Regions from separate parts of the Homo sapiens genome. Here region 2 is linked to region 1. A link is a contact called in ENCODE Hi-C or POLR2A ChIA-PET data. All regions are on one chromosome and are shown on one strand. Each heading gives the region's core, a stretch centred on a gene start or an enhancer-like site at or near the end of the contact. The rest is flanking DNA. Distances are from core to core; before and after follow the strand shown. Region 1 holds the start of CSF1 (colony stimulating factor 1). Region 2 holds the start of KCNC4 (potassium voltage-gated channel subfamily C member 4).

Region 1 (3,006 bases), core at 330-2,829:
GTGACCATGTCATTGTTGTATCCCCAGGGCCCAGCACGGTGCCTAGCATCTGGTAGCACATATTTGTCAAAAGAACAAAGTATTCTCTAATGGCATCATTCAACTCAGCCATCATTAACTTGGTACCTATTATGTGCTAGGTACCATTGATCCAGAGGTGACTGAGCATGGGTGCCACCTGGAAGAAGTCTCGGTCTAGGGTGGGGACAGAATGTAACCATCGGTACCACCTTAAACACTTCGAAAAGTACTGTGGAGAATGAATGGATGGCAAATGACTTATCAGAGCCAGCATTGAGGAATGAGCCAAGTCCAATGGGAACACAGGAAAAGGACCCTTTGCTCTGCCAGGAGAGTCACAGAAGGCTTTGCTGGTGGAGGATGAGATGCAATTTCAGCCTGAAATGATGAGGAGTTTGTCTTCAGCCATGTGGAGAAAGGAGCATTCCAGGCAGAGGGACCAGTCTGAGCAAAGGCATTCGGGTGTAAAATTATTGCCTAGGATTGGAGTGAAGGATATGTAGCGCTACTGACAAGAGACTCCTCTTCAAGAGCAGGCCACATATCCTTTATTTCCCAGGGGGTGGAAACGGGCAACCTCACAGAGGAATTGAATCATAATGAATTGAAGAAAGAAAAATCTCCTGAAGTTGGCATTATAATTAATAGGCTTAGGCTCATCCTACTAGTCCTCACTTAGACTCATTCTCATGTAGAAACAAAACGTGATTAATCACCTCAGTAAGTGCAATTTCCAAAAACATCCAGGGAAATCTAGGGTCCAGGTGCAGGACCTTTCCAATCTGAGTTGGATTTTGCCTCCAGGAGAGAGCATGGGTACCAGCCAGCATTTTCATCATCTAAGGGTCAGGTGCCTTGAAGTGTCTGCTGGCACCCAGGGAAGAGCCCCCCAGCTTGCTGTCACAGGACACAGCTGCTCCCTTCCTGGCCAGGTAGCTGGCCTCCCTCCCAGAATGGGACTTGAAGCTGGCCGGGCTGCTTGGGGGCTGCAGAGGAAGAAGGGGGCTGCCGGCAAACCTGCTGACTCAGGCTCCACGAGGGAGCAAGTAACACTGGACTCCTTTCGGCACTCCGAGAATGGGGTGGGGGCGTCTTCAAAGGATTTCCCTCCCTTCCCAGTGCTTGTCCCTGCTCTCGGTCCGTTTTCTGCTAAGATTTGGGGATTTTCAGGCCTGGAGGGAAAGTCCCTTGGGACGATCATAGAGCGCTAGCACTGAATCAGCCTGGAGAGCGCGGAAGGAAAGGGTCGGTCCGCAGAGGGCGCGGGGAAGGCAGGGTGGGGACGCGGTGGAGCCCGCGCTCGTTTGCTGAAGGCTTGGAAGTGCAGCGCAGAAGACAGAGGGTGACTAGGAAGACGCGCGAGCGGGGCTGGCCGGCCGGCGGGTGGGGGAGGGGAGGCGGGGGAAGGCGGCTGAGTGGGCCTCTGGAGTGTGTGTGTCTGTGTCAGTGTGTGTGTGTGTGTGTGTATGTGTGTGTCTGGCGCCTGGCCAGGGTGATTTCCCATAAACCACATGCCCCCCAGTCCTCTCTTAAAAGGCTGTGCCGAGGGCTGGCCAGTGAGGCTCGGCCCGGGGAAAGTGAAAGTTTGCCTGGGTCCTCTCGGCGCCAGAGCCGCTCTCCGCATCCCAGGACAGCGGTGCGGCCCTCGGCCGGGGCGCCCACTCCGCAGCAGCCAGCGAGCGAGCGAGCGAGCGAGGGCGGCCGACGCGCCCGGCCGGGACCCAGCTGCCCGTATGACCGCGCCGGGCGCCGCCGGGCGCTGCCCTCCCACGGTAAGCGACGGCCGCGGCGCTGGGCCCGGGACGGGCTGGGGCGGGGGCTCGGCGGCCAGGCGGCCGGGAGCGGCCCCTCGGAGCCGACAGCCTGGGCGCGCCGGCTGCACTGGCCCGGCGTTCCCGCCGCGGACGAACCGCCTTTGCGCACGGACTGGGCCCTGGCGCCAGGGCGGAGGCCGGTGGCGGCCCTGCAGCTGCACCGGGACTGCCAGGCTTCCCTGGGAAACGGAGGGCTGCTCACCCCATTGCACGGAGGGGAACACTGAGCCACCTGCAGGCAGGAGCCCCCGCTCAGCCAGGGTGCCCTGCCTCTCTCCCTACCCGCCACCACCAAGGCACGGGCGGAGTGGCTGTGCGCTGAGTGTGTGCCCTCCCCGGTGGGCACCTTCCTCATCGGCCACACACGTGCTTCCAAGGCCCTGCTGAGGAGTGGGCGCTTCTGGGCAGGGAAAGTTCAGGGGGTCAACCAGCTTATAGAACGCCAGGGACTTGCTGGCAGAGGGACGGAGAGGGGCAAGCCACTGCTTGTTCCAGCCCACAGGCAGGAGCTACGGAGGACTTGGGTGGCTGTTTGGGGGGTGGGGTGGGGGACGGCAACAGCCGGCAAACAGCCCCCCACCCCCGGGGCTGCTTGGGGCTAGCTCAGAATCTCTTTTTCTTGCAAATTCTGGTTTCATCGGTTGGGGAGATTCTGGGCTTTGTGGTGGTTTATGGTGGTTTGCAGTGCTTGAGGAAAATGGAAAGAGGGTTTGGTGTTGCAGAGCTGTGTCCAGGGGCAGGGTCTGCTCCTGACTGCGTAAGGGACGCCCTGCCCCAACTGTGGCGGTAGCAGATGCAGCCATAGAAAGTGAGGGTGGCACTGTTCATGACCAGTCAGTGGGCTCATAATAGATTTGCTTCTGAGGAGTCCTGGAAGAAAATGAGAGGGGAAACCTGGGGGGAAAAGAGCAGAAAATTATTTGGGGGTAGAGGAGAGCGGGCTGCAGGTGAGGTGAGAGAGAAAGGGAAGAGTGGGTCCACAGAAAGAAAGTGCCTCACTGAGAGAGAGGAGATAGAGTTGAGAGGGGAAGGGAGAAGGGTTAGCCATAGGCAGAAAGCAAAGCTTCGGGGCTGAAGGGGAGACCATGAGGAAAGAAGAGAAAGACAAGGGGGCTGTGTTTAGACAGGGGAAGTCCAAGGGCCCGGTTCTGCCAGGTCTCTCCAGAGGCCT
Region 2 (3,048 bases), core at 426-2,925, 300 kb after region 1:
GAACGGAAAGCAGGGGAGAGACCCCAAGGGACTTTGCCAGGACACGGACCAGATAGGACTTGAAAGTTATTCATTACATTAATATTCTGTGGTTCTTTCTTCCTCACTCCAGTTTCTGGCCTGTCCCGGGTCTTCTCTTCCCAGTCACACTTGGGATATTTCTTTTCACTGCAGCAAACTCAAAGACAGCTAAACTCTGAAATACAAACATCAGTTTCGAGGAGCAGGGACTGGGCACAAAGGGGGTGCCAGTAAATGTGTGTTTCTGATTAACTCACCTCCCCTGCGTGTCAGTACAGATCATCAAAGATCATTGTCATTTTGGTTTTCTGGCCTCATTAATAATGAGACTTTTGCTTGTAAAAATCCCTTGCATTGGCACTGAGCTTTTAACCTTTCCTGAGACACACATAGGCCCTTGTCTTGTTTTTCTCAGTTGAGCTAGGTACTGCCTGATCTGGAACTGGGAAGGTGCACAGGTGTCCAGGGCAGGTGTGTCATTCACCTTTCATTTCTGCCTCAAGATCTCTTTACATCATCCAGACAGGCATGGAGGCTGCCTGAAGCTGTAAAAAAGAAAAAAAAACCCAATGGGGATTAATATGAAGATGTAAAATAGGTTCTGGACTTAACAAAAACAAATGAATCTGGAAATTGCTCTTGGGATAGGGCCAGTAAAGTCCTGTTGGTGCCTACGTTTTGGGTATGGCAGCTTCTCAATCACTTAGCAAACAGGTTCTCAGAGGCAGGCACTGTGGGAGCTATCAAGATGAAAAAGCACAATGCCGCCTGCAGGAGCTCAGGGTTAGGGAGGGGAGAGGAGACATATACACAGGCAAAGTCAAATTGTAATGGGTAGAATAAGAGTAGAAACAGGAAGGGGTCATGAGGCAGGACACGGGCATTTCCTATGTGGACCCCAGAGCAATGACGAGCAAAGGCTTTAACTAATGACTTTTCAGGGCCACCCACCCACTCCACATCCATAAAACATTTCGCGATGAACACAGCCAGAGCTACGGTTTCCTTCCATCCGGCACAAGAAGCGCTTCTCTGCCCAAGGCCACCCCGTCCTCCATTCCATCGCGGGGACTTTGGTGGCTGGGACAGAGGCGGAGAGCATCAAGACCATGGGTGTCTTGGGCTACGTTGGGCCTCCGAGGCGCAGGATGCGGGGCGGGGTGGTCAGAAGGCCCCAACACGGTCCCTGGGAAAGGAGAGGGCAGCCTGATCCTCGCGACAGCGTCTCTACCCTCTTTCTTCCTTGGCCTTCCGTCAGCCGCAGTGAAACGGCAACAGTGCGACCAGCTTGGCGGGGAGGGGGCGAGGGACGAAGCAAGAAGAGCCGGGCGGAGGTTAGAGGTCAGGGGTCGAGAGCGCTTCGGTGTCAGCGGGCTGCGGTGGGAGGAGCTGCGGGCCCGGGGGAGGCGCGGAGCAGGGCTGAGGGGGGCGGGAGGGGTTGCCGGCGGAAGCGCGCAGGGGCGGCGCGCTGGGCTGGGCACTGGCGGCGAGGAGGTGACGCGCTTGGTTGGGGCTCGGCTCCGGGGAGGAAGACTGCGCTCGGTCGCCAGGGCCTGCAGTGAGTCGGATCGGCCCCGCGCTGCGCCGCGCCCCGCCCACCCCGCCCCGCGAAGGGCGCGTCTGGGCGAGGCGGGGCCCCGGAGGAAAAGGCGCCACTGGGGCGTGGCGGCCGCTGCCAGCGCCGGAGGGAGACCATGAGCCCCTAGGGCCCCAGCCCACCGGCGCCGAGGCGCCCCCTCCCCTATGCCACCTCGCGCCCGCCCCCTGCCGCGCGCGAGCCAAGGCCGGCGCCCCGCCCGGAGATGGGCAGACGCGTAGATGGCGTGGCTCCCAGCGCCGCCAGATCGCAGGAACCAGGCGCCGGGGCGTTGCGCTGAGGCTCCCTCTCCGCGCGGCCCGGGAAGCCTGCAGGTGTCCTTGGCCGCTCGGCCGCCGCCCCCGGTACACCTTCGCCAGTGCCCAGAGCCCGGCTCCCCAGAGCGGCCCCGCCCCCCAGGCTCGGCGCCGCGCAGGACGCCCCGTCTGAGGCACCCCCGCCCCAGCGCGGCCCCCGCAGCGCTGCGCCCGGTCCGGCGCAGCTCCCAGCCGCGGACGCAGGACCCGAGGCTCGCTCCTGCGGGCGCGCTTGTTTTCCAGCTGCCGCCTCGCCCTGCGCAGCCCCCGCCCGCCCGGCCGCCGCTCTCTGCTCTGCCCCGCCTGCCTTCCTCGCCCGGCGCTGGATTTATGAATGGGGGGAAGAGGCCACATGCCGCCGCCGCCGCCTCGTGTTGACCGCAAGCAGCCCGGGCCCACGGAGCTCCGGCTGCCGTGAGAGTGTCGGCCTGGCCCCGGCAGCCGCTCGGAGGACTTGTTGCTGCTGCGCTGCCGCCGCTGCGGGGAAGCCGGCTATTCCGGGGCTTGGTGCGGTCTTGGAGCCGGAGGGTGGCCCGTGTGAGCGCGAGCGCCCCGGACCTTCGCGGTGCGCGTGGACTGTGCGCTTCCTCGTCTTTGGTCGGGGTGAAGGCGGGGGCGTGTCCCCGGCCCAGAGCGTTTGTGTGTCCCGTCGTAGCGGGGGACCGCGTGTGTGCTTGCTTCTACTTCCCCGGGTCCTCCCTCTCTGCGCCTCCCTCTCTCCGGAGCTTCCTGCCCTAACCCCAACCACCTGTGTACCGGAGAAATCCAACTCCTCCCGCTCCGCGTCCTAGGGGGATAGGCAGGGGCAAGCCCAAGCCGCAGAGGGGGCCGCCACCGCCTCCTGCCTCCTCTTCGTCTCCTCCCCCTCCCCCGTCTGACGCTGCCTCCTCGGGAAGGGTGTTTGGAGGGCAGCGGCCGCCCCAAGCCGGAGCCCCGCAGCGCTTCTTATGATCAGCTCGGTGTGTGTCTCCTCCTACCGCGGGCGCAAGTCGGGGAACAAGCCTCCGTCCAAAACATGTCTGAAGGAGGAGATGGCCAAGGGCGAGGCGTCGGAGAAGATCATCATCAACGTGGGCGGCACGCGACATGAGACCTACCGCAGCACCCTGCGCACCCTACCGGGAACCCGCCTCG

Evidence for each region. Hi-C counts contacts between places; a loop is a spot of excess contacts on that map. ChIA-PET counts read pairs that join two places held with the same protein, here RNA polymerase II (POLR2A). Pooled maps may share reads with other maps.
Region 2: a loop to region 1 is called in a map with no recorded cell type, with 6 times the contacts of the local background. The contact joins the promoter of KCNC4 here to the promoter of CSF1 in region 1. A Hi-C loop is called at or near these places in 1 of 37 single-sample maps with no recorded cell type and 2 of 50 pooled maps. POLR2A ChIA-PET finds 5 or more read pairs at or near these places in 1 of 52 experiments (activated CD4-positive, alpha-beta memory T cell).

Annotation. Positions count from the first base shown.
Region 1 is chr1:109,909,270-109,912,275 of GRCh38, forward strand. CSF1 (colony stimulating factor 1) reads left to right here and starts at 1,580. Exons shown (of 9, transcript NM_000757.6): 1 at 1,580-1,793. The coding sequence starts at 1,755. RefSeq lists silencers at 1,674-1,843, 1,894-2,003 and enhancers at 1,789-2,289, 2,290-2,790, 2,867-2,966.
Region 2 is chr1:110,208,639-110,211,686 of GRCh38, forward strand. It overlaps KCNC4 (potassium voltage-gated channel subfamily C member 4), which reads left to right and starts at 1,676. Exons shown (of 4, transcript NM_001039574.3): 1 at 1,676-3,048. The coding sequence starts at 2,862. It overlaps KCNC4-DT (KCNC4 divergent transcript), which reads right to left and starts at 1,349. Exons shown (of 2, transcript NR_046546.1): 1 at 973-1,349; 2 at 1-566. RefSeq lists a silencer at 1,356-2,035.